Linked DNA regions of Mus musculus: all the other regions are linked to region 1. Evidence: chromatin loops called from intact Hi-C (ENCODE). Cell type or tissue: gastrocnemius. All regions are shown on one strand. Links, peaks and the distances in the headings refer to the core of each region. The heading gives the core; the rest is flanking DNA.

Region 1 (10,487 bases), core at 1,505-9,504:
CTATGTTAGTATACCCAGCTTTAAAAAATTAACAAAAAAGAAAAATGACAGCAAAGGGGCAGGAGAGACAACTCAGTGGTTAAGAACACACACCAGGGCTGGTGAGATGGCTCAGTGGGTAAGAGCACCCGACTGCTCTTCTGAAGGTCAGGAGTTCAAATCCCAGCAACCACATGGTGGCTCACAACCATCCGTAACGAGATCTGACTCCCTCTTCTGGAGTGTCTGAAGACAGCTACAGTGTACTTACAATAAATAAATAAATAAATAAATAAATAAATAAATGAATGAATGAATGAATGAATGAACACACACCAGGGGCTGGAGAGATGGCTTAGCGGTTAAGAGCAACTAGCTGCTCTTCCCTAGGTCCTGAATCAATTCCCAGCAAGCACATGGTGGCTCACAACCATCTGTAATGGGATCTGATGCCCTCTTCTGGTGTGTCTGAAGACAGCTACAGTGTACTCATATACATAAAATAAATAAAATTTAAAAATAAAAAAGAACACACACAGGGAGTACAGAGACCTCGGAGTTCAGTTTTCCACATTCATATCAGGCAGCTCACAAATGCTTAACTCCAGCTCCAGGGAATTCAATATCCCCTTTTGCACTCCACAGGCACCCATACTCACAAACACCTAATAAAAAACAAAATTTTCAAATGATACTAATGGATTACTTCCAGAAAGCAGTAACTTTCAGTGTGGATTATACATGTCTAAAAAGTACTGATAACGAACAGTTCATTATTATGGGAATGGTCAAGAGTTTGCTTCATTTTTCACCGTAGTGTTACATGCCCATTTTTGTATGTAACAGACAGTAGGGGGATTTAAGAAGGGGATTAGAGACAGAAGGTAGGTGGTCAAGTCCCGGGACCTTACTTCTACTCTCAAAAATGCATACTCCGAAGTTCTGTGATATAACAAGGCTGTCTTCAAGCCCCCGGGGTGATACCAATGATGTCACAAATCTGCCACTGTGGCACAGCAATGTGTGGTGGGAACATTCAGTTTTTGCAAATCACCACATAACATCCTCATCCCATTATTAACCTTCTCTATTTTTCTGTTACACATTCCAGCCAAGGGCAGAAGAAGAAGGCAAGAATCAAGAGTTATCATGTCTCCAGGCAGTGATAAAACCATAGCCATAGTCTAAGGGTATAAACTATAAAAGGTCAGAGGTAGAATTCTTGTCTAGCGGGCAGGAAATCATCATAAGGAATGAATGAGCTCTTACTCTTGCCCCTCTCTCTTGCCTATTGCTCTCTTGCCTCTCCCTCTTGTGCAGCCTCTCTCCCCATTCCCTCCACCCTTTTCTCCATGTGGTCATGGCCTGCCTCTACTTCTCCAATCTCTCCCTCTTTTGCCTTTCTCTTAACTTCCCTCCCTGAATAAACTCTATACTAAAAAAAAAAAAAAAAAAAAGAATGAGTGGATGAATGAATGAATGAATGAATGAATAGTGGTGACTTATTTCCTGCAAGGCTTATGCTCCTTAGTCCATGTGAATTTCAGTGTGTGACACATATAGCCAAACACAAGACAAATCCCAAGGGTATCACAAAACAGTATCACTTTCTATATCCAATGAAAGCGAATTAGAAAACAGAATGTATGTCATTCTCAACAGTGATGTCTTCTGAATAATTGTTAGCAAAGAACATAGCCTTGAACTTGTGATCTAGAGGGTTAAGAAAGAAACAGTTCATAAAAGCACACTGTCAAAGTTTGAGTCATTAGTATTTGCACATGCTATACTCTTGTGGAACACTTCTATTAGTTGCCCACACTAACACACAAGTTCTCCATAGCAGGCAAAGAACAAAACTACTATACTTTCTTTCTAATGCCATCTCTCATCTACTCTAAACTGACTGGTTTACAGAGCATCCATATTTAAATCCCCTTGCGTCAACCTCCCACATAGTTGGGATTATAGGCAGATGTCATCATGCCCAGGTTTTTTTCAGTCTCTGTACTGAAACAGAAGAAGCTCTGTATTGAGTGAAGTCCTGGGTGAATGAGTACTGTTGACATGGGCATGCCTTGCTCCCATGGGAATGGAAAAGCCTTCCCCAGGCGAGATTCACAGAGATGGAAACATCTCCTTCAGGGGTCTGAGTGCTAGTGACTGATCCATGTATACAAAATTAGCAACAACTTCTTCCTCCCAGATGTCTGCAACCTACCAAGCAGAAACCTCCTTCCTATGTAGTCTAGCTAACTTCTCCCCGCTCTGCTGCACATAATAAAGCACGGTGAGGTTCCACATTAAGTGAACTTTGCCAGAATGCCCTCAGCCAGTCCTGGCAAGGCTCTATTTGGTTGTAGAGCCTCATATGCTTCCTCAATTAAACTGCATGAGACTTTCTTTTAGTTGTGGAAATTGAGGGGAACTTCTACAGTAAGTATGCTCCCCAAAGCCCAAGTCATTGAATCTGCACTGCCTTGTTTGAGCAGGTTCCACCATCAATATCCTATATAAAACAGAGGCCTGTAACCTCCTCTGTAGTGGGCCAGACAGACCACATTTTAGACAGCACAGACGGTGAGGCCTCCTCAGCAATCCTCACTGCTGCTGGAGCACAAAACAAACAGGCTGTTTATTAAGAAGTGACAAACAGAACAGGCACGCACACTTGGAACTGTGTGTATACCCTGCCTTAAGCTAGCAAGCATGCACAGGCTTTGCTCCCAGTGGGAAGAGGAGGAAAACAGGACAAGCTAGGCCTTTCAGTGTCTCGGTATTCTAACTTCTCTCCAGCAGCATTATTCTCAGATCCCATGAAATAGCCAGAATAAACTAGAGTGTGCAGATAAACACTTCCTCCGGAAAAAACCGACCGCTACCTCATCTAGATATTTAAATAGACCAATAATCAATAGAAGTTCATCGATAGGTTCTAAGTAACAGTTCAATAGGAAATTTCTGCCACGAAATTACACAGTATAGGGTTGACTATGCTAATGATTGTACAGTGTATATTTCAAAATGTTACAAGGAAGAAGTTGAGTGTTTTCTCCACAAACACACTGATATATACAGAAGAGGACATGTGTACTTAGCCTGATTAAACATTAGATAATATATACATGTAGGTAAACATCACATGGTAACTCTTTGATCATTTTTTATGTTTTAATAGATAAATAAAAAATTAAATGCAAGTTAAAAATGTATACTAGCCTAATTGATACATCTACAATACAGCTCCTGAACCTAAGATTCAGGGAATATTACAAAATGAAAGGTGTAGAAAGATTTTAAGAGACAGACAAAAATGTACTGTGACACAACTGTGTCACCCCTGATACCTTAGTAATGTGGCTGTTGAAACAACACCTGAATGACGATGGCACTAATAGACATGATAGTGGGAAAGGGGGAATCTCATGGGGCCCCAAATTCTAAACAAAGAACTAAGAAATAATGAAAGTGGAAAACAGTCTTACATAGGAAAGAGCACACCAATTATTTATGCAATAACAAACACTCAACCCTGAAAACATATATATGCAACTAGCATATAGACTGTTTATTTATGTGTATGTATGTAAGTGTGTTATCTCTATGTATATTAGATAAGTATGTATCTAACAACAAAGAGACCATGAACTTGAGGGAAAGCAAGTGAGGGAGGGGGGTGTACATGAGAGAAGTTGGAGGAAAGGAGTAATTATGTCCATTAAATTGTACCAGGGCTATAGAGATATCTGAGCAGTTCAAATCACTTGTTGCCCTTGCAGGAGAATGGAATTCAGTTCCCAGCACCCAGTACAGGAGCCTCACAAGCCCCTGGACCTGTGGCTCCAGGAGATCTGAAACCTCTGGCCTCTGCAGGCAACTGCACTCACATGTGCATACCCACAGAAACATCCACATAGAAAGAAAAGAAAAGAAGAGGGGAGGAGGGGAGGGGAGGGGAGGGGAGGGGAGGGGAGGAGCATGGACTATTTAGTAAAATTAAAACATACACTTTAATGGAATGAATTACTGAGAAATCAATATATAAAATTGGTTGTAAGATAAAGTCCTTTTAGGTCGTGGGGATTGTGGACACAGGACAGAGAACAGAAATCTGCTTATGATGGTCTGTAATCAAAATAGTAAACTTATTTCAGATTAAAAATGAGGGGAGGGCTAGAGTTTGTGTGTTCCTGAGGAATATTCTGAAGAAAACTCAGAAGAATTCAGAGACCAGAGAATAAGAGCTGAACATGGTCATTAATTAAGTATTTTTTGTACCAAGTAATGAGACTGGGTTAACAATTAGTAGGTCACTTTTTAGGAATAAATACAACTTTTTTGTTTTTGTTTTTTTTTTTTGTTTTGTTTTTTTGTTTGTTTGTTTTTTTGAGACAGGGTTTCTCTGTATGGCCCTGGCTGTCCTGGAACTCACTTTGTAGACCAGGCTGGCCTCGAACTCAGAAATCCACCTGCCTCTGCCTCCCCGAGTGCCGGGATTAAAGGCGTGCGCCACCACGCCCGGCTACAATATGCTTTGTAACTACCTATTATATAGAGCTACCAAAGACAAACTTATACCCTAAAAAATGAAAAGAACTATGAAGCAAAAATTTGCTTCTATGTGGTATCTGCAGCTCACATTAGTCTGATGTGGCAAGGCTGCTTCAAGAGTGTGCTGCTAAATGGGCTTTTCCCTAGAGATGAGCCTAATGAGTGAGGGGAAGGAAGGGAAAACAAAACCAAACCAAAACCAAACCAAAGCCAACAACAAACCACAGTCTGTGTCTCCACCTGCTGGTGCAGTCTCATACTGCAGCCAGGGCCAACAAAATCAGCATGATCTCAAAAGATGACAGAGCAGAAACCAACTACAATTCAAAGACGTTGTTCTTGCCATAGGTGAAATTCAAGAACATGCAGTCAAACATGCCAATATTGATTCTTATTGACAATCCAGGGAGAGAGGGTGGAGACTGACTGGTGTACCTGTGTGAAGTATTTTCCATCCTGTTTCAGAACCTTCATTGACAGGTCGAGAATCAGTCTGAGGAAATCCCATGTGGAATCTGGATGTGGAAAAGATTGTTTTATAAATATGATTTTCATGTATCAAATATCCACTCATAGTGATAAAAAAGAAGAGATCGAGTTGAAGACCATCTTTGGCTAAATAGTAGGTTTGAGGTCACCCTGCACTACATGAGACTTTAACTGAAAAAAATAATAAAATACAAAAAAATATCTAAAGAACCTTGAGCTTGAAAGGTTGTTCATGAATAATAATGTACAATCATATAGCTGGTTTGTACACACACCAATGCAAACACCAAGGTCAAAATCAAGTGCACATCTATTTAAAACTTATCACACCACCAATAAAGACTTAACATAGGAGCTGGGAGTGTAGCTCAGTGGTGAAAAGCTTGTTCATCTGCAGGAGATCCTGGGTTCCATCCCCAGTACTACTCACAGGTAAATAACAAAGACTGCTCACAAAGGAGGAGCTCAAATTCTTAAAAAATAAAAAATAAAAATAAAAAAGCCTGAGTGAGGAACAATCTAGCTTCAACCAATGCCAAAACTAAGAATGTCTTCAGACAGCTTTCAAATTCTATAACAGAATTACTGTAACCCACCTAACGTGGCCACCAATGCATGTGAAAAATCCTTGATTTGTGACTTTCTTTTGTTCTACAATTATAAAACCATGACACCGTTACCACACTGGAACACAGTCTTACACTAACCTGAATCCACATTCCCTGACCACAGCTGCTCATAGTTCATTCCAGAACAAACTCTTACACCTTTTGTAGGATAAGCTGTGTTTTGGCCTGGAGGGAGTGGCACTATTAGTAGGTGTGGCCTTGTTGTAGAAGCAGGCTTTGAGGCACCTACATATAAGCTGGGCACGGTAAGGCCCGTCTGCATTCCCAGCTATGGGGAAGTAGAGACAGTAATGCCTACTTGATTTAAGTTCTAGACTCAGTAGGAATCCCTTTCTCAAAAAATTAAGAGGGAATATAATTTAATGACATTCAATGTTGACCACTGGCCTCACATATGCACATGAATGTGCATACACACGTGTGCCCACATTCGAGCATGCACATATAAGAGTACTAAAAACATAGAACACAATCTACCTTCTTCTGGAGATGTAGAGATAGGGACAGCTGTCAAATCATTAATCACATAATCAAACTCTCTCCCTTCTTTGGCGTACATCTTCAGTACTGGGATACAGTCTTCTATAAGAACCTTTCAGAGAGAACAAGATCAGACACATGAGTCAACAGAAATGGGTATGTCATTAAGCACTTATAAAGGGAAAATGCAAGCTGGGCTTTAAATCCATAGAACCAGCCCATGAACAGAGATCTTCACCTCTGTTAATACCAAAAACTGTTTCAAAAACAAAAGGTCAGGCCGTGCAGTGATAGTGCATGAGTTTAATCCCAGCACTTGGGAGGCAGAGGCAGGCGGATTTCTGAATTTGAGGCCAGCCTGGTCTACAGAGTAAGTTCCAGGACAGCCAGGGCTATACAGAGAGATTGTGTCTTGAAAAACAAAAACAGGGGGCTGGTGAGATGGCTCAGTGGGTAAGAGCACCCGACTGCTCTTCCGAAGGTCCGAAGTTCAAATCCTAGCAACCACATGGTGGCTCACAACCACCCGTAATGAGATCTGATGCCCTCTTCTGGTTCATCTGAAGACAGCTACAGTGTACTTACATTAAATAAATAAATAAATAAATAAATAAATAAATAAATAAATAAATAAATAGAAAGAAAAACAAAAGAAGGAAAAGAAAAGAAAAGAAAAGAAAAGAAAAGAAAAGAAAAGAAAAGAAAAGAAAACCTAAGGTCAGGACTTGATACCAACACCATAGAAAAGTTCACCTGACACATCTGTTTCCTTTACTAAAATTGAAACCATGTACATCTGATCATGTACAGTAAATTACTCTATGTTCTACTCCTTGACTTTAATATTCCTTTATAAGCATAATCATATTAACTCCCCTCAGTTCCCAATTTAAAAAGGCTGTGTTTTTCTTTTCTATCTTCGTTTTTTGTACCTAGGGCTTGAGTTTACTGAACTTTCCCTTTCGTTGGTTTGTAGGGTTAGTTGACTTCGTTTTCAAGCAAGAGGATGGCCCAGTTAAGCCAGTTTTGCTTACTAGAGCTTTCCCCAAGTGAAATAAAATGCATATTGGATATGTTAAGAGTGTGTTGGAATACATACTATAAATTCAAGCTCCCAAACACAAATCTTATGTGTCTACACTCTGTGTCTGACTTCCTATTTGATTAGAGGGCCTGGAGCAAATTACCAATGAGAAGGAAAAGTCTCTCTCCACAATGACTACTGTGTGAATTTCTCTTGGCTACTTTTACACATTCATTCTAATAAAAGCAACTTTGAAAGCATTCGTTGGTCTCACTCCCTTGGGGTTCTGATGCCATTTAGAAGGAGGATAAATGAGAAGCCCCTGAAACTGTTCTGCTGTCACGCCTCTCCACCGACTAACGACATTTCCTGTCTCAGGAAAATCTTCCCATCGTGCACATCGGCCTCATCATACCTCTTGCTAAGTTTACTTCTAAGTACTTAGCGGACTACTTTGAGTGCGATTTCCTGTCACACGTCTCCCAATTTCCTTTCAAACTGTTCTGCATTTAACAGAGAGAAAAATTAATCTTTCCTAAATCACTCACAACTTTAATCACTGAGCCAATTTCTCAGAAATCACAGAGATCAGCATGGCAAATTTCTTGGACTTTTCTAACCATTTTTATCCCCTATAATTATTTCATTATTTTTATGACTTGCATCTTCCTATCTTACTATATTAGTGACTTCAAAATTAATGATAATCTCAGATACACAACACTCATAATTTGGTTCCTGCTTCCAATGAAAATGACTTTTTTCGACTTACTCCAATTTTTACTTTAGCATTTACTGTTAAAATTAAGTCTCTGATACTTTCTATTGTATTTTGGTAGATTACCTCTATTAGAATGTCTTTTGCTATGGGTACCCAAGTATATATGTGCATGCAGGCGTCAACCAGAGGTCAAACTGAGGTTTTATAGGGTCTCTCAGTAGCCTGAAGCATTCCTATTAAGACTGGATGGAGTAGCCTAGGGAGATTATAATCACATGCCACTATATACTCGCACACCCAGCAGTTTTATGTAAGCGTTGGTATTGAACTCAGGTTTTCATGTTTACACAGCAAGCTGTTACCAACTAAGCTGTCTCCCTAGCTCCTATAGCAATTATTATTCAGAATGAGTGATAAACATTCTGACACTCTGTCTTTTACTATCATTAGTTATGTTTCTCCTTTGCGTTATTTATGAGCCCGGCAGTGGTGGCTCACACCTTTAATCCCAGCACTTGGGAGGCAGAGGCAGGTACATCTCTGAGTTAAAGACCAGCCTGGTCTACAGAGTGACTTCCAGGACAGTCAGGGCTACACAGAGAAACCCTGTCTCGGAAAAAAAAAATTATGAAATATAACTAACTTGTTTTATCATTACTTTATTACAGTGCATGCGTGCGTGTGTGTGTGTGTGTGTGTGCGTGTGTGTGTGTATGTGTTTTACTAATTAAACTGAGGTCATCAGGAGGCTTGGAGGCAACTGCCTTTACCCACTACATCATCTCAATAGTCTAATAACAAATTTCTTAAAATTCCCCCCTTTAATTTTTTTAAGCTAAATTCTATTTGAGTATAATAGATTAAAATAATAAGTTGCTAAGTTTAGCATCTTTTACTTGATAATTTTATATGTGTGTACATAAACCAAATGTGTGCTCAGGTGGATCTGTCTTCTCCCAGACAAGGCTCCCACCATGCCTGAAAGCTTCAGAACCCTCAGTAAAAAAAATAAAATAAAATAAAAATAAAAATAAAAGGGGGGGGGGGGAAGGAAAGGAAAAGAAAGGAAAGGAAAAAATTCCAGGCTCCCCCTGGTGGTTGCTCTAAAATACTCAACAGTGCCATCCTCATTGAATAGAAACAATGTGATTTATTATTCAAAGTTCCCAGACCGGGTGGCTTTAACACTATTTAGTCACATATCCTTCCAGTCCATTGCCAACTGTACACCCAAAGCCCGAAGAAATACAGCCTTTTACCCTCGCTGCCCACAGCTGAACACCTGGCTCACAGATGGTTCATCACACCACCTACGTGTGCCCTAAAAGTTACAGAACTCATTTAAGAGACGACTACTGGTCAATCTCCCATTTCCACCACACCCCTATTAACATCTAGATTGTCTTGATGTTCCAGGTTTATTCTTCTGGTCACTCATTAATCTGTACACACAACAAAACCAGGGTGACAGGATTCTGCACTTCTACCCCACAACCTTGAATCCATTCCCTTTAATAGTTCAGTTCTTCTCAATATAAGTGCATGGGGTGGGGATTCAGTGCAGCAGGTAGGGAGGGGGTCTGGCCAGTTCTTTGTCAGCCATGGTAACTTTGAATTCAGTGTCAAACAGTTCAACCAAAGTTCAGCAAAAAGCCGGGCGCGGTGGTGCATGCCTTTAATCCCAGCACTCGGGAGGCAGAGGCAGGCAGATTTCTGAGTTCGGAGGCCAGCCTGGTCTACAGAGTGAGTTCCAGGACAGTCAGGAGTACACAGAGAAACCCTGTCTAAAGAAGAGAAAGTCTTTAGGGCGTGGTGGCACATGCCTTTAATCCCAGCACATGGGAGGCAGAAACAATCACAACTGCACTTTAAGGCGAACAGAATTCCTGCTCCAAATTAAAATGCCTGTAACAAACTCAAATTTAAATGTGCATACATTAGGGAAGAAAGAAGTGCTGGGTAATTGACATCCCAAAGTACAACACTCATCCAAATTGCTTATAAATCTGGAGATGCACATTTCAGATTCTGTTCAATTAAGTATTTGCTTGGGCATCTTGCTCTAACAAGCTCTCATGTCTATGACAATGAAATATATGCATCTGCACACATCAGAGTGGTTGCTCAACTTTCAAGCACAATACAATTTAGGACAGAAACAAATTGCTTATTTGCAACATTTTAATCAACTACATCTACCAATTAAAAATCTAAATTCTGTCTGAAAGACCAAGACTTCAAGACATTATTCAGGGTAACAGCAGAAGGTGGTAGATTCTACATCATTTAAAAAGTACATGACATCTTTTATACCAAGATTAACGTAGATCTCTCAGTGGTAGTGGGTGTCTAGCATTCAGAATGGCCAAGTTTAATCCTCAATAACAAAAAAAAAGTAACACAATAAAATCTTTACTAGAGGCTTCTTTCGGTATGTGTACACTGTCTACTGTAAATATGAACAGATACTAAGTTCACAGAGACTGTCTTCTTAACCAATTATAGCAAAAGGTACAGGTCCAATTGATGACTTCTGGTCTATTTTCAGTCAATTTAAAAGTATGCTACCAAGGGAACAGGATTACCTGATAGCAGTCTCCTCTAAGATTGTCTA
Region 2 (10,487 bases), core at 886-8,885, 150 kb before region 1:
CAGCTGATCACCCCCTCCCTTCCAGAATCTGCAGCTCCCAGCCCATTTCCTGGCACATTCTTGGTGTGCTACAAATGCTTGTGGCATTGAGTTTGCTGAGAGGATGCTGGTAACCCGACTCAATGAAATGCACTATTGTCTTAAAGGCAGGGAAGCATGAGAAAAGGACCTAACGCAGAGGTTGTGTCCTCATTAGTGGTCTCCTTAGGGACAGAGCTAGAGACTAGGATTAAAGCACACGGTGTTTGAAAGGGGTGGGGGGTGGTCAAAGAAAGAGGTCTTCAAAAGCAAGAAGGGAAAGGAAGGCAGGCAGCAAAGGGCATTTTTGCCAGAAAGCTCAAGCCCACGGGGTAAGCTCCCAGGAACATTTATAGGGCATGTGAGAGGCAGGAGAAAGAAGGGCAGGCACTAGCCGCCTTCCAACAATTGTTGGCTAAGGGCCAGTGAGGAAGGATGATGGCATGGTGAGTCTTTTGGATGCAGTGCCACTCACAGTAGACTCCATAGGGACAAGAAAGACTTTGGGCAGAATGAAGGGGCAGGCAGTTAGAAGTCAGACAGGGATGCAGTGAAGAAGTAAGGACTCACCCCACCCCTGATCTTGAAGCAGGTGTGAGGAAATGTGCCCTATTCACAAGCTCCTAAGTGCCTCAGGTGGAAAAGCACACCCTCAGAAACATGGGCTCCGAGGGTGGTAGTCAGGGTCCTAACTGGTCAGTACAGACTGTATGCTATGCACACTGCAGTGCCTGGGATTAGCAGAGTTTAGTGATAAAGGCAGAGAGGTGAGGTGCACTTTGCTTTGCTCTCTGCAGTGGAAATCTTCCTACCTCACTCGAAGCCTGTGCGTGGGAGTCGTATGCCTAAGGAGTTGGGAACATGCAGCCAACTTCTCTGTACCTGCTGTGGCCAAGGCCACAGCTACTCCCTCATGCCACCCTCAGGACACTGCCTCCCCAGGTCTTCCGTGCTGGTATTTCTTTTCTCTGGGCATGGGCTGACAAGCTTCGACCCCAGATGCAAAGCGCACAAGGAAACAGTTCAGAGGTGGTCCAGCACTGAGCTAGGTGATTAATTCAGCTGGGGAACAAGTCTGAGCCACTCTCAGGAAGCTGCTCCTCACATCTGACTCAGAACTGGCCAGGGAGACCAAAGGCAGCCTGAGTCTCTTCCATAGTGACCTTGGGGGGACTCCTCCTCTGTTCCGGACACTGTAAATCCTCCAGAAGACACCCCAAATCACCCAATTATCACTATATGCCTATTCAAAGGCTCTATTAACCAGAAAAACAGCAGGCATCCTTGTTCTTTGCTGAAAGAAAAAGACAAAAAGTGACAAAGACGATACTGGAAGGGTTTGGAGGAAGGAAAAGGAAGGGAGAAATGATGTAATTATATTATAACCTCAAAAAATATTTTTAAAGAGCACATGCTTGCAGGAAATGCAGAATCTTAAATAAAAATGGGTGCTTATTTCCCAATATTAAATTTCCACTTGAAATCAACACGGTGAGTTTCAAAACACAAAAGTACCAATGACCTCTCTCCAGGGAGGAGCAGGAAAAGGCAGGGAGACAGAGATAACAAATTTACCCTTCAAGGAAGCAGAGACATCCTCATTTATCTTTTACAGTGATCACTCCTAGCAAAGAGGACAACAAAGCCCATTCACACACTTCTGTTTTGAGACAGGGTCACTGTCACAAAAACCAAGAGGTAAGGCCCTCAGACCACTGCGAATATGAGTCTCCCTATCACTCAGTTTGGTAGTTTTGGTCACAAAAGAAAGCTGAGGTCAACACATCTTAGGTGGCACTTTAATTAGCTGCAGTCCGGAGCTTCATGGTGAGAGAAAGAAAAGCTTTAAGCCCCTCACAAATCAGAACATTTTTTTTTCCAGCTTTCCCAATGGGTAGCCAAGTGACTCAGCATCAGCCCAGTGTGGGCACTATTATTGATGAGAAATCTTCCGCCTGGGTGATATACTGCGTACAGCACATGTCCAAAAAACAGTGCCAAGTCATACCAGGAAGAGAAGGCAAATTATTCACCTCCACTTCAAATGCAGGCAAATCCTCTCTTAATGCAGCAGCTTCTCCATATCAGAAAGACAAAGCAGGGAGATAGAGATTTCCATCTAAGACTCAAGGAATTATTAGGCAGAGCCTCTTCTTTCTTGTTGACTATTAAAAAGGCAATCAAATTGAGGAAAGCAAAAGGGAAAAGGGGGTGGGGGGGGGCTCAAAAACCATCCCAGAGTGAAAAGCCACACAAAAGGCTGCAGTTTCTCTCTCCTTTGTTAGTACTGTGAGCTCCACCTAGAGGTCATTTTTAAAATCGCGAGTTAATTCAAGTTAGGAGAAGAAAATCTTTGTATTCTGGGGTTTAGGGCTAGCAGTGACTGGGAGAACTGCTGGAGATCCTTGGACAACACCCCATTTCTTATCTTGCATTACTGGGACTTCTCTGAACCTTAATATACAATACCTCCTAGGGGAGCCTAATGAGATCCAGAAGGACGACTGCCTTTGATGTTTGTGCCTGTCAGAGCTGCTACTGGAGTTCCTGGCAGATTGAACTCAGCTCAAAGAAAGCAGAGTGTTCAAAGAATACTTTTAGAAGGAAAAAGTGACAGTTCTAGTTGAAATGAAATAAAAGACTGGCGATCAACCCAGAGGGCCAACAGAAACATGTCTAATATTAGAAGGACTGAGAATAGTTTCCTTAAAGAAGGACTCATGGACCATTTGCTTAGAAGACCCAGCTACAAGACAATCTTTGCCTAACTGAATGTCAGCAAGCACTTGAAGTACTCTTAATTTCTATTTCTGAAAAGCTGACTACAAGCTTCCAAATATCCATAACTCACTCATTCATAGCTCTCTCTCTCTCTCTCTCTCTCTCTCTCTCTCTCTCTCTCTCTCTCTCCCTTCCTTCCTTCCTTCCTTCCATCTCTCTCCCTCTCTTCACACTAGTCATCCTATGAAATTGATAGTTTAGAACCTCAAGCTACAACAAAGAGCACCTAGTACACTGAGCATTCAACTGTTCAATGCAAGACACATCCTGCCCCACACATCAAAAGCTACCTTTTAAATTAACCAAGCCTTCAAGAAACAACAATGTGGTGTTGGTGCCAAGAGTTTCATCTACCATATGGAGAGTGTCTCACCACAACCCGTATGTTCCTACCTCCTCCAGCCTGTGGTGTACATGACCTAAAACAGCTTTGACAGATCTTGAATGGAGAAAAATAATTTAAAATTACTCATTGTCCTCTTCCAAGACCACCACCAATACTATTCAAGGTCTTTCTTCTTTGTAAATACTCATCTGCCTTTTCAATCCTGTTAACTAAAACATCTAAGATAAGGTATCTCAATCTCAAGAGTTACTACAAACAAGGTTCTACAAAAAACTTGTGCCAGAAGATAGGGGACTGCCCAGAAATTCTATTTCAACAAGGCTACAGTGAGAATCTCCTTGCTTCTTGACCCTAAGGCAAAATTACTGGTGTAAGGAATGACTCAAAGCAGTGTGTCTAATGATAATATTAAGAGATGGGTATGAATACAGATATACAAAGAATGCTATACAAAGAATTAACCAAATCAGGAGCTGGTTCTTTGAGAAAATTCAACAAGATAGATAAGCCCTTAGCCAGACTAACCAGAGGGCACAGAGAGAGTATCCAAATTAATAAAATCAGAAATGAAAAGGGAGAAATATCAATGAAATATATCTCAAAATAGTTATTCTGTCCGGAAATATTATTGATAATTTTTCTCACTGTGCTTGAAATTAGCAGGCGGATTTCTGAGTCCGAGGCTAGCCTGGTCTATAAAGTGAGTTCCAGGACAGCCAGGGCTATACAAAGAAACCCTGTCTCAAAAACCAAAAAAAAAGAATATGAATATGAATATAAAAGTTGAACAATTTTAATGTATTATTTGATTCTCAAAATATTAAATATTATTAATATGTTTGATGTATAAAATGTATTTAAATAATCAAAATCTTTTAAAAAATTAATACAGATATGGATGCTTGCAGCTAACCATGGAATTGAGCACAGGGACCCCAATGGAGGAGTTAGGGGAAGAACTGAAGAAGCTGAAGCGGCCTTATCTGGCATCAATGGGAGGGGAGGCCCTTGGTCCTGTGAAGGTTTGATGCCCCAGTGTAGGAGAATGCCAGGAGGGGGAGGAAGGAGGGGGTGGGTGGATGGGGAAACACTCTCATATAAGCAGGGGGAGGGGAGATGGAATAGGGGGGGTTGCAAAGGGGAAACCAGGAAAGGAGATAACATTTGAAATGTAAATGAATAAAATATCCAAATTAAAAAAATATATATATCACACAGATGGTGCACAGAAAAAAAGAAAAGCAATGTAGCTATATGCATGACTATAGCTTGAGGAAGAAAAACACTATATTAAATCAACATCCTTTCAAAGAGCCATCACCAAGTAAATTGTCTTTTAAATTATGGAAGTATACACTTTTACTGAAATATTTCTGGATTTTAAATTTGTGCTAAATTTCAAATGTTCCAGATATTTCTACTTTGGTTTCTTATTTTAAAAATGTCAACTCTGAAATATGTAAAAAATCATCTCTGGGAGTTATACCTACACTAGGGGATGTTTAAAAACATGCTTTTGGATACAAAATAAAGTATTAGAATTTAAAAAGAGAGGGAGAGAGACAGAGATGTGTATGGCTAAAATCACAAGTATATAGACTTCTGATTTAAAGTAGTCTTTGCCAGTAAGGTGCCCAGCATGCTCTTGCATGTCCATGTCCCATTGATGACTGCTATCATCAGAAAGATTTCAAAACTTTGTCTACAAAGAAGTGTTCCTAATTTTAGAGTCTCTCAGTTACAGAGTAGAATCTCGGGCGAAATGGTAAAGGCATGCTCTGGCCCTGCCCATTTGAGTTTCAGCTCCAGAAGAATATCTCCAACTCAAGGTGGACCCCCTCATTTATTTGTAGACGATATAGCTATGCAGAATTGCCCTGTTTATTCCTGTATTTTGCTGCATACCATCAGAGAATTTTTACCAAGTGTCTATAGTACCTGCCATGGTCTATCACTCATGCATACCTTATAAGCATGCCCTTTGGGCCATTTGTGGAACACGCTGGCTTAGGAAGTAGATGTGTGCTTTACTACAGGAAAATATTTGCCTCAGGACATTTGCACACATCATGCACAAATGGAGAAGACACATGGACAATATGGGTTTTTTTTTCCTTTGCAACTTGAGGGCCCTTCTGCCAGCTGCTTCCCGTGGCTCCCCACTGCTCGACATTCTGCCATATCCAATGATGGTTTATAGCAAAATTCACTAGGCAGAAAGCCATGTGGCTTTTACAGGCTGCAATTAGGAGTAAAACAAAGGCTGAATTACATGGCATTTGAAAATGCAGTTAGGGAAAGAATAAGTCAGATCTTATTTTCTGTTACCTCCTGGTGATGAAATCTATGTGTTCATCCAAAAGCACACACCTACCTCTGGGGTCATTTGGAAACAACAGCTCAGTCAATAAAAATAAATAAATAAACTGTACAGTCAACATCGAGCATGAAAATCCATTAAACAGTGGGTTTTTTTTTCTTCCATCCAAAGAAGTCCTACCTTTTCTTGAGCTTTCCTTTTTGTCCCTGCATCCATCCATTCATTTTCTTTCTCCAGCATGTCAATGAAGGCCCAGCGAACACCCTCAATCAATTCTTCCATCTATTAGAAAATACCCAAAGAAGCAGCGTCAAAGCCAGAAACTTCAGCCCAGGTTTCCTTGACCTGAATCAGGTTACAAGAAAATTACTTCAAGGTTCAAAATGGGGGGGGGCAGTGTTTCTTTCAGTTCAATTTCATGCTCTGACATTATTTTGGGAGGGGGGGGGCTCTGTAAACAGATGATGCAAGGTGGTGACAGTACAAGTTCCATAATTTAATAAGAGCTGAGGAGTGTAGCTCAATGAAAAAGTGTATGCCTAACAAGTGCAAGGCCCTGGGTTCTATCCCTAGTTCCAACACACCACACTTGCACACACACACACACACAGAGAGAGAGAGAGAGAGAGAGAGAGAGAGAGAGAGAGAGACAGAGAGACAGAGAGACAGAGAGACAGAGAGACAGAGAGACAGAGACAGAGACAGACAGAGACAGAGACAGAGTTTATCAGAACCAGAGAGTGCCAGGCAAAAGCACAGTCTGTGATTTTTCAGATAGACATTGCCAAAAAAAGCGAGCAACAGTTGAAAGAAGTGTTGTTTAAAAAGAGAATCATGCTGGGATATACAGCACCTCAAAGGACATCATGCCAACATGAATCAGATTTATGTGAAGACCCCCAAATCTCTCTAAATTCAGGGCCAGTAGTGAAACCAAATGCTTAGTTATCATCTATTCCCTTCCTACTGCTCTCTCTCCTCCCTTGCAGCCCAGCAATGTCTTATTCAGATCTAGAATGCTGGGTACAGGCAGCATCTGTAGAATAGAAGTTTTCTGAAAGGCCTTTCCCCAGACATTAAAGAATGAGATCACATCCATGTTAAGAATATATTTTCTTTGCTGACAACCTCTGCTGGGCCATAACAGGGATGAGGAGACTGGGGAAAGAGAGCCGTTGCTGCAAGGGCACGAGGAAACCCTGCTGTGTTTGGATGCACACCTCAGAACCCTATTCACCTGCACATTGCCTTGACTGCCTTAATGGTATAGCCAAAAAAAAAAAAAAATCAAACGCTGGAGCCTGGTTCCAGGATTATCTTTACTTTTGAGATCATGAAGCTATAGGTCAATTGTTAATATTCTTTCCAAACACCCACTTTGTTCTATAAGGAATTGTCAGCATAAAACTCCCTCAAAATAATTTCTCTCTGTTTAATAAGTTTTCAGTTATGTTTTCAGTTCAATAACAGTTGTAAGGGAAGCAGAGCTGTAAATCAGTGGGCTAAGTTCCACCGTATGTAAATAAGAACAAACAGCAGATGGAGAAGGGGGAGCTTCACAGCTATTTCTTCCAATTTAGTAAAAACACTAAAAGAAAGAGAAAGCTCAAGTTGGGATCCAGGCGTGACAAGAACATGAAATGATGGAAGAAAAATAATCCCGTTAAAGTAATTAAGTCATAATTGCCACTGTCGTGTGCATATTGGAATCTCAAAGGAGTGCTTTTAAAGTCCTGATTTTAAAAGTGATTACAAATTAATAAATATATAATTTTCACACCCAGGCATTAGGACAGCAGTGACACCAGTCTAAAGTTCAGCCTGGGAAGTGGGAGTTTTAAAATCTCCACAGGTGAGTCCTATGTACAGACAAGATTAAACCCCATGAGCATCTCAGGAAGCCACTTATTTTACAAATAAGGAAGTTAGAAGATGATGACCTATGTAATCTCAGACAGCTAATGAAAGCCAGAGCCAGACTTTGACCACAAAACCTAGATGACAACTGTGAGTACAGAGCTTCTAGAAGTCAAAAAGATTCGAATCAGAAGAAAATGCCAAGGAAGTAGAATGTAACTAAGAGTCAGAAGCAGAAGTGACCATTTCTAACAGGAAGTCGGACAAGAGAGGTACAGAAATGACATGGAGCCTCCTAGAGGCTACATCTTTTGCTCGTAGCAAATTAAGCCACCCTTAAATCTTGTAAGCTTTTCAACCTAGCATATTACCTGCATGCAGAAAGAACAAGGCCATATTCCTAAACCAGGGAAGGATACCAGGGATGGAAAGAGGTGCGTAGAGTTGACATATTTAGTAGCCAAAGAAATAGAACTAGATAAGTAATGGCATATGGAAAGGTGAGAAAAATCAGGGAGATGATCAGTTCTCAGGATCCAGGCAAGAACAACGTAGCAGATATGCTCACATTCTCTAGGAGGGAAACAGAGAGAGAGAGAGAGAGAGAGAGAGAGAGAGAGAGAGAGAGAGAGAGAGAGAGAGCTGAACCATAGTGTGATGAGGAGTACATGAACTTCTAGACAACCAATTTATAGAGCCAGTAGAGGAGATATGAAAGAAAGAGAGGAAAGGAGGAAGGGAAGGAAAGGGGGAGGGAGGGAAAGAGGGAGGGAAGGAGGGAGGGAGGGAGGGAGGGAGGGAGGGAGGGAGGGAGGGAGGGAGGGAGGGAGGGAGGGAGGAGACATAGGGATTAACCCAACCCAGAGGGCTGAGGCTTGGGACTGTGCAATGTTTACTTTGATGTTTTTGTTGGCATTGCTGCTGCTCTCTGTGTTCCAATACCAATGGATGCATGAAGAAGGAGAAGACTGAAACTATGCCAAAGGCCATAAAAGGTTTCTGAGAAGACAGAGTGGGAGATGAGAACCAAAGATTATGTGGAAAGATTCATCTTAGATGTAAGGCGGGATTATGAGAGGAAGAAAGGATGAAATGTCATAAGAATCTCCGGAGTAGAGGGCATGTAATCGTAGCTTTTCTCGGTGAAATCTGGCCAAGATGTAAAACAAGGGTTTGTCTTTAAAAAAAAATTCTATCCCTTCACGCATGGCCATAGACATCCTGATAGGTTGAGCACTCTGAGAGAAAGGGGCCTTTCACATATAACAAAAGAGAGAAATCAAAGGTTTCCTCTCTATACCCTAGCCAGCATGCAGTCAATAAGGGTGGGAAGCATCCAACAACTAAGCAGAGAGCTGATCTCCCCAAGGAAATAGGTTTTTGAAGTAAACTGCATTAAAACTAAAATTTCATTATGTTTTAAACAATCAAAATGAGACAAAATAAACACTGCCCAGGCCAAAAGGATCTCTGGCGATTAGGTTTGTTGTTGTTTTTCTGGTTTGTTTTGTTTTCTTGGTTTTTTAGATTCCTTCAATAAATTTTGAGGTCATTTATTGTCTTCAGTGGCATTTTAATGACATATACACTATTTGATAAAATCAGGCTAAGCAGCTTGTTTTCTTTTTTTCTTTTCTTTTTTTAAAATTAGATATTTTCTTTATTTACATTTCAAATGTTATCCCCTTTCATAGAAGCTGCCTTAGCCACTCCAAGGTATTATAATGACTATCAAATGTATTAAAGGCTTAAGAATAGAATTTTCCATAGGTTTTTCAAGCTCTTTCTCTGCACCCTGCTGATTGGCATTCCAAGTGGAAATACACTGCAGCAAATGGCAAATGGATTTCGGCTCATTGTCTGAATGAAGAATGACAAATAGTTTACTCTTATGTGGCATTCCTTTCCCCCTCCCGCTTCTGTCTACCTTAAATCAATACTTTGATAACTCACTCTCTTTGTGGCTTTCATCAATGTCAAAATGTAAGCAAATCACTTCACTTCTTGCCACACTTGGTCCTTCTTTGTCCTTGAGAACCCCCATCTTTCCCCCCTCTCTTTCTTTTATGGATTTATTCTATAACATTTTCTGTGACATAATACTGAACTACCCTAACAGACTTTCAGACCAAGAGAAATCTTTGAAGATGATTAATGCCATTGGTTGGCATGCCAATGCAAATGAGATAATGATTTTAGCATGTTGGAACCAGGAAGATAAATCTTAGAACACTTTTGATTTTTATCACTGGACAGAATCATACAATAACATTATCTTTAGTCAAATTGTACACCCTGGGACAGCAAAAGCCTACCATAATTTTCAAATGAAGTGGGAGAGAGAAATAATATTTCTTCTTCAAGCCCTGACCTAGTGCCCCAAAAGCCATCACGTAGCATTAATGGAAATCACTTAAAGTAGGAGTCAGCAGGTTAAGTTATGCACACAAAATGTTTATTTAGAGTCAGAGACCAAATTGTAACATACAAGAATTAACTAAAATATTACTGTGATAAATCTGCAACATTCAAGTTAAGGGGCCTCTAGGTAAAGCATTTGTTTCAGATTTTCTCAATCAACACTCAAAATACAGTTCATTTGATTGGTCTATGGCAGTGGTTAGCTCTCTTTCTCAACAATGAGTATTTAAAAATAGACTCTTTTCACTCTTTGTACCCCATGAATTGAATCATAATATCCTATATCAGACAATAGAAAGTTGCACATGGCTACCCCCACACTATCTTCAGGGTAATCTCGGTGGAGGGCCCCAAGGTCCCCAGAGGACTCTCCACGCTGCAGGCTCCCTAGCACACAAGGATCTTGAGATCACTGGTGAGTGGAACTCAACATCACTTCCAAAAAAACCTGGTCTTGTGCTAGCAGCAACAGGTCAAAGGACAAAGGCAGACCCTAGCACACCCAGAATCATTCGATCACTGAGACCAGTCTATGCAGGAGAGCACGTGGGCAGCAGAAGCAACAGAGCTTCTTGGACAGGGTCCCTTCCGGCCTTCATACCCAGCCAGGAGACAGAGCTGAGACCCAGACCCCTGGACACCTTCCCGGCCAGAGGAGAGTCGGCCTCCAGGGAGGGCTCTGATCCCAGGAATCAAGAGGTGAATCTTAGCTCCACACTTTTGTGCACCTTCCCTGCAAGAGGA
Region 3 (10,487 bases), core at 1,648-9,647, 130 kb before region 1:
ATTGGAAGGACCTCCCATTTCCATGAGAGGTATAATTAATATTGCTAAAATGTCCATGATACTCAAAATTATTTGCAGACTTAAAATAATTTCTGGGTAAATACTAATTTTTTTTTACAGAACTAGCAAAAGCCATCCTGAAATTAATACAGAGACAAAGAAGACCCCAAACATCTCAAATAATCTTGAGAAAAAAGAGCAAAGCTGAAGGCATCACAATATCTAATTTTGAGACATACAACAAACACATAAGCAAAGCAGCATGGTATTGGCATGAGAACAGGCACACAAGCCAATGGAACAGAACAGGAATGCCAGAAATAAACCCATGCATCTAAAGCCAGCTGATTCCCAACAAAAGGCCAAAACATACATTTCCCTCTTCAATAAAATGGTACTGAGAAGACTGGATATTCGTGTGGGGCGGGGGGGTTATGGGGGACCTTTGGGATAGCATTGAAAATGTAAACGAGGAAAATACCTAATTAAAAAAAAAACACATAAAACCAGAGACACTGAAACTTATAGAGGAGAAAGTAGGGAAAAGCCTCAAAGATATGGATACAGGGGAAAAATTCCTGAATAGAACAGCAATGGCTTGTGCCGTAAGATCAAGAATCAATAAATGGGACCTCATAAAATTGCAAAGCTTCTGCAAAGCAAAAGACACCGTCAAGACAAAAAGGCCACCAACAGATTGGGAAAGGATCTTTACCTATCCCAAATCAGATAGGGGACTAATATCCAATATATATAAAGAACTCGAGAAGGTGGACTCCAGAAAATCAAATAACCCCATTAAAAAATGGGGCTCAGAGCTGAACAAAGAATTCTCACCTGAGGAATACCGAATGGCAGAGAAGCACCTGAAAAAATGTTCAACATCCTTAATCATCAGGGAAATGCAAATCAAAACAACCCTGAGATTCCACTTCACTCCAGTCAGAATGGCTAAGATCAAAAATTCAGGTGACAGCAGATGCTGGCGAGGATGTGGAGAAAGGGGAACACTCCTCCATTGTTGGTGGGATTGCAAGCTTGTACAACCACTCTGGAAATCAGTCTGGCGGTTCCTCAGAAAATTGGACATGGTACTACCAGAGGATCCCGCAATACCTCTCCTGGGCATATATCCAGAAGATGTCCCAACCGGTAAGAAGAATACATGCTCCACTATGTTCATAGCAGCCTTGTTTATAATAGCCAGAAGCTGGAAAGAACCCAGATGCCCTCAACAGAGGAATGGATACAGAAAATGTGGTACATTTACACAATGGAATACTACTCAGCTATTAAAAAAATGAATTTATGAAATTCCTAGGCAAATGGATGGACCTGGAAGGTATCATCCTGAGTGAGGTAGCCCAATCACAAAGGAACTCGCACAATATGTACTCACTGATAAGTGGATATTAGCCCAGAAACTTAGGATACCCAAGATATAAGATACAACTTTCCAAACGCATGAAATTCAAGAAGAACGAAGACCAAAGTGTGGACACTTTACCCTTTCTTAGAAATGGGAACAAAACACCCATGGAAGGAGTTACAGAGACAAAATTTGGAGCTGTGACGAAAGGATGGACCATCTAGTGATTGCCATATGCAGGGATCCATCCCATAATCAGCTTCCAAATGCTGACACCTTTGCATACACTAGCAAGATTTTGCTGAAAGGACCCAGATATAGCTCTCTCTTGTGAGACTATGCCAGGGCCTAGCAAACACAGAAGTGGATGATCACAGTCAGCTATTGGATGGGTCACACGGCCCCCAATGGAGGAGCTAGAGAAATTACCCAAGGAGCTAAAGGGAACTGCAACCCTATAGGTGGAACAACAATATGAACTAACCAGTACCCCGGAGCTCTTGTCTCTAGCTGCATATGTATCAAAAGATGGCCTAGTCGGCCATCACTGCAAAGAGAGGCCCATTGGACTTGCAAACTTTCTATGCCCCAGTACAGGGGAACGCCAGGGCCAAAAAGGAGGAGTGGGTGGGTAGGGGATGGGGGGGTGGGTATGGGGGACCTTTGGGATAGCATTGAAAATGTAAACGAGGAAAATACCTAATTAAAAAAAAAAGAAAGCTTGTACAACCACTCTGCAAATCAGTTCCTCAGAAAATTGGACATAGTACTACCGGAGGATCCCGCAATACCTCTCCTGGGCATATGTCCAGAAGAGGTTCCAACTAGTAAGAAGGACACATGATCCACTATGTTCATAGCAGCCTTATTTATAATAGCCAGAAGCTGGAAAGAACCCAGATGCCCCTCAACAGAGGAATGGATACAGAAAATGTGGTACATTTACACAATGGAGTACTACTCAGCTATTAAAAAGAATGAATTTATAAAATTCCTAGGCAAATGGATGGACCTGGAGGGCATCATCCTGAGTGAGGTAACCCAATCACAAAAAAACTCACACAATATGTACTCACTGATAAGTGGATATTAGCCCAGAAACTTAGAATACCCAAGATATAAGATACAATTTGCAAAACACTCAAGAAGAATGAAGACCAAAGTGTGGACACCTTGCCCCTTCTTAGAATTGGGAACAAAACACCCATGGAAGGAGTTACAGAGACAAAGTTTGGAGCTGAGACCAAATGATGGACCATCTAGAAACTGCCATATCCGGGGATCCATCCCATAATCAGCTTCCAAACGATGACACTAGCAAGATTTTGCTGAAAGGACCCAGATATAGCTGTCTTTTGTGAGACTATGCCAGGGCCTAGCAAACACAGAAGTGGATGCTCACAGTCAGCTATTGGATGGATCACAGGGCCCCCAATGGAGGAGCTAGAGAAAGTAACCAAGGAGCTAAAGGGATCCGCAACCCTATAGGTGGAATAACAATATGAACTAACCAGTACCCCCAGAGCTTGTGTCTCTAGCTGCATATGTAGCAGAAGATGGCCTAATTGGCCATCAGTGGAAAGAGAGGCCCATTGGTTGTGCAAACTTTATATGCCTCAGTACAGGGGAACACCAGGGCCAAGAAGTGGGAGTGGGAGGGTGGGGGAGCGTGTGGGGGACTTTTGGGATAGCATTGGAAATGTAAATGAAATAAATACCTAATAAAAAATTACATATCTCTCTCCCTTTCTCTCTCTCTCTCTCTCTCTCTCTCTCTCTCTCTCTCTCTCTCTCTCTCTGTGTGTGTGTGTGTGTGTGTGTGTGTGTGTGTGTCCATCTATCTCTAGCTAGCTAGCTAACTCTAGCTCTAGCCCTATCCCTATCTCTATCTCTATCTCCATATACTATTGAAGTAGAACAGAGAATGATTCCTCTACATCAAACTACTTCAAAGCACTTTATTAGTGAAAAGGAAGAATGGACATTATTATTAGCGTTCATAGTTAACTAAAAAGGTAGAGGGCATATTCTCAGGAAAGGGCAACTCATCTTAATAGAAATGCAAACATTAAATGAATTCATAAATATTACATATTAATTGATTCATTAGGCTATAAATATTTATACAAATGAGTTTGAATTAGCTTCTGATAAAAAATATAATAATGTCATTGAAATAAGTAAAAACTGGACTTACGATGGAAGCAGAACAAGTGGCTAAGCCAAAAAAAAATCTAAGCACAGAAACTGCCGGGGTTTCTGGCAGCCAAGTGAGCTAATAAATCATATCACACTGTCAGGACTAGCAAACTTGCATAGCCATTAAACATGTTGGAAAAAGAAAAAAATAATATCCCATTATTTGGGCCCAAGTAATGCTATAAAGCATGTTAGTGTGGTGGCATAAGAGTTTAGCATGTCCGTTCATGCTAAAAGTCACACAGCTGTAGGACTGAGCTAGGAACAGGAAGAATATCCTTTTCATTGAATATGAATATACAAGCGCTTTCCTATCTTATAGTTTATCATGTCCTGTTTGCCACTTTGCCACTCTCAGAGGGAATGGATCAGAAACTAGAATAATATTTATAAGTTAACTGTGTCATCCTAATGGCTCAGCTCTTGATAACTACACCCTTTCTCCCGGAAAGTAAATGTGTTTGGTTATTCCCCATATTCACATCTGATTAAGGCACAAATACTTTCTTGCAGTAACTGAATCTCCAGTCCCAGGCGTTTGCACTGCAGAGTTATGATCCAATTTGCCTGCCCAGATGGTGACCAATAAAATGTGGCAAGAGCAACACTGTCCCATGCTATCCCAAGTTGTAGACAACAAATGTGAAAAGTGGGCCAAATGTGTCACAATCATGGCAGGACATTCAAGGCCAAAGCCAAGAATAAATGTCCACACTTATTTCAAAAGAATTCCCAATGAGCTATCTAAATTACTTCTTTTGCTGGATGTCATTTTTACCAAAGATTGCATAAGTGAGTTGTCAACACTAGGGTCTGAGAATATTTACTGCAACAAGATTCAGCCCATAGAGAGTTGTGAAACCTGGATCTGTTATAAAAATTATATTTGGCTCCTTGAGTAGTTTCTTGAGATTCTGCTATGAGCCAAACTAATGTTAAATGATAGGGCAGCTTCTGGGATGTGGCCAGGCCATTGGTATTAAAAAGATCTTTATTGCAGGGATGGAAAGATGGCCTGCCAGTTAAGAGTACATGCAGCTCTTGCAAAGGATCACAGTTGGGTTCCCAGTACCTACTAGCAAACATTCATAACTCCAGCTTTAGAGGATTTTACACCCTTTCCTGGCCCCCACAGGCACCCACATGCATGTGCATGTCCTAACCCAGAAACACACACATACACATAAGTTTTAAAAAAAAAAAAAAGTCTTTTCTTAAAAAAAGAAACAGGGTTTTACTCCAACTGAAAGCTCTTAGGCAGGAATCAATGGAGGCCTAGTAATGACAAAAGTCCCTGTATTTCTCTCAGTCCAAGATAGATTAGAAAGAGGTGATATGCATGCAGAAGATTCCACAGCCTATATCAAAATTTTCATATTATAAATTCTACCTTTCCTGTTAATGGTAGGCATGACCCACAGAAGAAACATGTGCTAACGTTGACTGGCTACTTACTGTGCATGATGGATTGTACTGCCCCAACTATAAGGATTATATCATTTAATCCTCACCCCCAAACCAAAAAGGCAGGTACTATTTTATCTCTATCTGTGATAATCTGAAATTGTAGCTTTAGTTTTGCATCCTTTCCTTTACCCACAACCTATGCTATATGGCTTTAGATTGTTTCACTAACAGTTCCAGCTCTTCTGGTCCTGACTTTGGGCTTGCTTTGGTCAACAGGATGTATTCATGGCATTTTTATTATCTACTTGTCTGAGTGATGTGATAAAATACCTGGCCAAAAAATAGGGGGAAAGAGGAAGGGTTGACACTGGCTCTGGTGTTATCATGGTGATGAAGACATGACAACGGGGCTATGGGGAAGCTGGTCACATTTTATCACAGTCAGGAAACAGAACAATGAAGGTTTCTTTATATTCAGCCAGGGGTCCCAGTCCATTGAATGATGCTATCCATACTTGAGTCTTTCCTCCTCAGCTAAATCTATATTCTCTCAGTGGGGTGTTTCTAGAGTGATTCTAAATCTAGTCAAGATGACAATGAAGATTGAGCATCACAGCCTTTATGTCAGTTCTGAGCCTGAAAGTCCGGAGACCTCACGTGCTTCTGCTTGCTCACTTGCACCTCTGCCATCACCATGGGTGCATGCCCAGGCTAGACAGATGATAGAAGGAAGACACATGGAGCAGGGCCTAGTTGTCTCAGTCACTTCTGCCAAAACTAATCTTGATGGGCCAACCCCCAGACATTTGAGCATGCACAGCCAAAATCAGCAGATCTGTAGAGGGGACCACCACGGACTCCAGATGCACCACAAGTAATTGCTTTTTGCTAAATGCCAGTTTGATTCTGTGAGTAATTGTTACACTGCATTCTTCTAGCAACAGACACTCGTGGACAATTTAGAAATATGAAAATAGGTTCAAAGAGGTTAACTATTTTTCCCAACTTGGTAAAAGTAGATACTGATTTTGAGATACCAGTGCAGCAAGGTTAATATTCTAAAACCCAATTCATTTCATTTTCTCTACTTCAGACAGGTCTTCAGCAGAGTTTCTCTAAACACTGACCCTGTCGCTAGCTGGTACTATTTGCTAGATGGACTAAGCAAGGACACTCGGTTGACAGAGTATTTATTCTGTGCATAATCTGTGTTCAAAGGAACCTTTTTTCTGCATAATGATCTTCCTGAGAGCATCTGGCATGAGCACTGCATGTGTAGGGAACAAAGAACCACTGAGTATAAGGGCAGTGCTTTTATGCATGACACTGACTTTCAGGTGACTTCTGCCATCAGCGTTAGAGTTACATCTCATTTACTCAACCACTGAGAGAAATGGTGAACAAGGGAATTAAAGAACTTAAAGAATATTAATGGGAGCACATCAATTCAATTATCTTGGCTCACTGATGAGGTGAGCTCCTACTATATGGAGGTTTCAAGTTCAAAGTTACCACTGCAATTGGACCCGTGTGGATATTTAAGTCTTTAACACCAGATGAATCAGTATGAGGTAGGAGGAGAATTCCATTCTTAGGCTAAGAATTATACCAGAACTGTTCAAAAAGAGAGTAGCTCAGACAAATAGAAGACACTGTAGTCATCTGTAGGTCATCTATGGCTTTACTAGTTGGAGGGGCGGGGTGGAAACTTCTAGAGTACAAGAACTGAACTGTTCTAAGCAATGAATAAAACTCATATTCTTCCCCTAATCATCTAAATATGAAGTATAATGAGTCCATTTACCTTCCATTTGAGAACTGGCAAATATTCTCCCTTTGACCAAACTTATAGTCAGTCTCCTATGAGCCGTTTTTTCAGTTGAATCTTAACACTGCCCTCCTCCCTAGCCCCCACCCCCATCCTATGCTTACCAGACCTGCCTTGCCGACTTTGAGCAAAACTTCTGCTCAACAGAGTTAAAAGGAATTTTCAGTATTCAAAGTCTCATCACTCCCAGTATCAGATCTCCCTGTGCTTAATATCTGGCTACCTTGGCCTACCTATGGCAAGAATAAGTTCAGTTAAGATTTTCCTTCTCTCCATGTCCCTTCTCTTGGAACTTTGCCATCTAATGGCTTACTGGCTGTAAACCTCTTGGTTTCTTTGCTAACAGGCATGGTTGAGTGTCAGCTCCTTTTTTTCTTTAGCAAGAGAGATGATGCCTATTGCAGTAGTTCTAAACAAAGCCTGGTGTTGTTGTGGGGCTGCAGAGATTAATTTAGCAGTTAAGAGTGCTTATCGCTCTTGTGGAAGACACAGCTTTGGTTCCTAGCACATGCATGGTAGCTCATAACTGCCTGAAACTCCAATCTCAAGGGACCTAATACCCTCTCTTCTAGCCCCAACAGGCTCCCCTACACATGTGATACACAGACTCAAACAGGCTCACACACATACAGATAAACAAAAATACATTTTTAAAAAGGTAAATAAAGAAGCCCTTATTAGTCTAACAAGCAACAAAAACTGTTGTGTTATTGTTTTCCTTTGATGGGATCTATTGTGTGATTAAAAGCAGAAAACATGAGCAGACAGCAAAAAATACCGCCTGGTGGATCTGAAATGCATGAGTGAAGTTAGGGTATTTGAGTACATAGTGCGTATAAAGAAATAAACAAGATATGAAGGAAGAATAAAACAAAACAAACACATAAACAAACAAATTCAGCTTAGCCAAAATGTCTGACTTTTCTAGAATTTTCTAGAAACTGGAAAAACTTCTTTTAAAAATTCATCACAATAAATATATTATTCTTTAATATGTATGTCCACATTTATGCTTAGTAACTATGGAATGCAAGTAATTTTTAAAAAAAGTTTTGAAAAGTATAGTCTTGGTTCACTGTTCCAAATATTAGAAATCATTCATTAGAATTGTATATGTAGAAAATACTGTAAATTGAGCTTGGTATGCAGACTAAACCAAAGACATGCCTACAGTGTTGTTTTACATCAAAGCTCTGACGGTCCTCTTGTTTCTTATTGTTTGCCTCTTTCTTTGGAGAAACATATGAATACAAAAATGGAATTCAACTAGTTGGATTTCAATTAGGTTTTACTGCCTTTTTCTTTAAAATGTTGAAATGCTAGAAACAAAACATCTTCTGTTTTCAGCCTCTAAAAATCTAAGAAATGGAAAATGGGTGCCTTTTGCTTTTGTATCTTATTGTTGTTAGAGTGTGCTTCCAACAAGTTTGAATTAATTAAATTAAATTGAATTTTAAAAGCCATTGTGAAGTCTCTGAGTTCCCCATTCTAGAAATTGATGCTGACACAGGTATCTTTCAGGGAAAAGCTAGCCAATACATTCTAGTCTGGCTTTTATGTGGCCCTAAAATGTCTGCGTGCCAAAGGCTTGCCCTCAAGATGGTGCTATCCCAACATGGTAGAGCCTTTGTATAGGACCTACGAGATACTTAACTCATCAGATCCCTGCACCTTCCTCTTCCTACCCCCTGTCTATAAGGTAAGGGCTGTGTTATACAACACGCATCTTCAATGAGAGGCTGTATTGTCACAGGTCAAAAAGCAATAGGGCCACCTGATCACAGACTGGAAGCACCACAGCTATGTGTTTGTGTGTGTGTGTGTGTGTGTGTGTGTGTGTGTGTGTGTGTGTGTGTGTGTGTGACATTTGTCTTATGTAAGCTAATTATTTCCAAAGTTAATTATAGTTAACAGAAACCTAATTCACAATAGAACATGGACTTATGCCAGATTAACTGGATTTAGACCTAACCTACGAAATTTTCATGCTTTTGGGGGAATTTATGTATACACTCCAAGCCTCAGCTTTGTCCATCTGGAAAGTGGAAACATTAATAGTAATCACAAGATTGATGATAAATGGCTCCACATCTGGAATGTGCTTAGAAGAGTACTGGACATATAGTTAAACCCCAGTTAATGTTGCTACCATAATCTTCATCACTAGATTTAATTATACCATGACTGTTGCACCAGATATCATGAAAATCATTTCTATTCCTTACTTTCCTAGGACTCTTCATGTGACCTCTATGAACATTAATCTAAGGCATTTCCCTGTGCATGTAAGGTAGCAGTTATGGACTGGGGAGATGGCTAAGTGATCAAAGTGCCGACTGTGCAAGAATAAGGACCGGAGTTCACATTCCCAAGGCTGCTAGTGTCTATCTGTGCTTAAACTTCCAGCACTAGATAGGTGTGGCTTGCCAGGCAGGGAGTTTTACCAAATTGGTGAGGCTCTAGGTACACTGAGGGACCCTTTCTCAGAAAAGTAAAAGAGAACACTAAAAAGGAAAATGCCTGATGTCAACCTCCCCTCTGGTGGCACGGTGAAACAACAAACCTTTACATTGGAGTAGGGTACTAAAATTACATTACTTTCACCTGCTTCTGCTATGCTAAATTTTTACTGAACTCTGATCTTAAGGCTTACACAGACAGAGCTTTCCCCACTGAGCCATCTTACCAGACTATTACTTTTTTTAAAAGAATTATTTATTTATTATATGTAAGTACACTGTAACTGTCTTCAGATACACCAGAAGAGGGTATCAGATCTCATTACGGATGGTTGTGAGCCACCATGTGGTTGCTAGGATTTGAACTCAGGACCTTCCGAAGAGCAGTCAGTGCTCCTACCCACTGAGCTGTCTCACCAGCCTCCAGCCTATAGCTTTCAAAAAACATAATCCCCAGGAAATTTAAACCTATACACAGGGTTTATATCCTTGCTCTGTCCTATAGTGTTACATCAAACCACAAAGACAACAAAGATCAAAAGAGGTCTCCCATATCCTTTCCGTCACTCCACTGGCCAGTCCACTAGGTACCATACAAGCAAGACTTGCAGCTAACATGTCTGTCCCATTCTCTGAATGGCAGAAGATTTGTTCTCCCCACCCCTGCCCCTTTAAGTGGCTCTGTGTTGAAAGACTCTCTTTTTCTATATCCTGTTTGTCTCATTGCTAATTAAATTGGCTAAAATCCAATAATTGTGTGAATGAAGGAATAAGGGCTGGGGTCAGTGTGCCTGCATTTACCCAGGTATACTTGCACTTAGAAAACCATAAAGAAACAGTAGTGTGTAATTACACACACACACACATACACAGAGAGAGAGAGAGAGAGAGAGAGAGAGAGAGAGAGAGAGAGAGAGAGAGAGAGAGAGACTCATGAAAAAGAAGGCAGTCCTAGTAGATCAGTGGGTTGGGAGAGGCATAGAGCTAAGGCAGCAGACAGGGATAAGAAAGAAGTCACTTTCCCTCTAGAAAAGAAACTTTGAAATGCATCATTTGCTCCCTCTCAGCTACAATAGATAACAGGAATGTCAAGGGATATCAACCAGAGGCCATTAGGTCAACCCTGTTGTGAAGATGACTCAAGAAACATTAAAAAACAGGCATCTGTCAGAAAAAAAAAATTACTATTTTTAAGGACAAATTCAATAATTTAGGGAGTGGGGCA

Evidence for each region. Hi-C counts contacts between places; a loop is a spot of excess contacts. Peaks named below come from ENCODE experiments on the same cell type or tissue, not always from the same donor. Only the 100,000 strongest peaks of a DNase experiment are listed, where the experiment ranks them.
Region 2: a loop joins it to region 1, with 2.7 times the contacts of the local background. A loop is called at or near these places in 2 of 42 quality-filtered maps.
Region 3: a loop joins it to region 1, with 3 times the contacts of the local background. A loop is called at or near these places in 2 of 42 quality-filtered maps.

The regions. Positions count from the first base shown.
Region 1 is chrX:157,449,869-157,460,355 of GRCm38, forward strand. It overlaps Sms (spermine synthase), which reads right to left. Exons shown (of 11, transcript NM_009214.4): 7 at 10,459-10,487; 8 at 6,126-6,240; 9 at 4,966-5,045. Among named protein-coding and RNA genes, the nearest start is that of Gm24281, 25 kb to the left of the region's middle. In gastrocnemius, for the core only: CTCF peaks have their summits at 4,787 (motif pointing left) and 8,984 (motif pointing left); a DNase peak (open chromatin) is centred at 4,772.
Region 2 is chrX:157,305,224-157,315,710 of GRCm38, forward strand. It overlaps Phex (phosphate regulating endopeptidase homolog, X-linked), which reads right to left. Exons shown (of 22, transcript NM_011077.2): 12 at 5,646-5,747. Among named protein-coding and RNA genes, the nearest start is that of Gm25795, 11 kb to the left of the region's middle. In gastrocnemius, for the core only: a CTCF peak has its summit at 2,317 (motif pointing left); DNase peaks (open chromatin) are centred at 962, 1,934, 2,249, 2,501 and 2 more places.
Region 3 is chrX:157,324,310-157,334,796 of GRCm38, forward strand. The region is part of intron 11 of Phex (phosphate regulating endopeptidase homolog, X-linked); the gene reads right to left. Among named protein-coding and RNA genes, the nearest start is that of Gm25795, 30 kb to the left of the region's middle. In gastrocnemius, for the core only: no CTCF peak of the experiment used is centred there; DNase peaks (open chromatin) are centred at 4,166, 4,559 and 5,713; H3K27ac peaks cover 57 bases.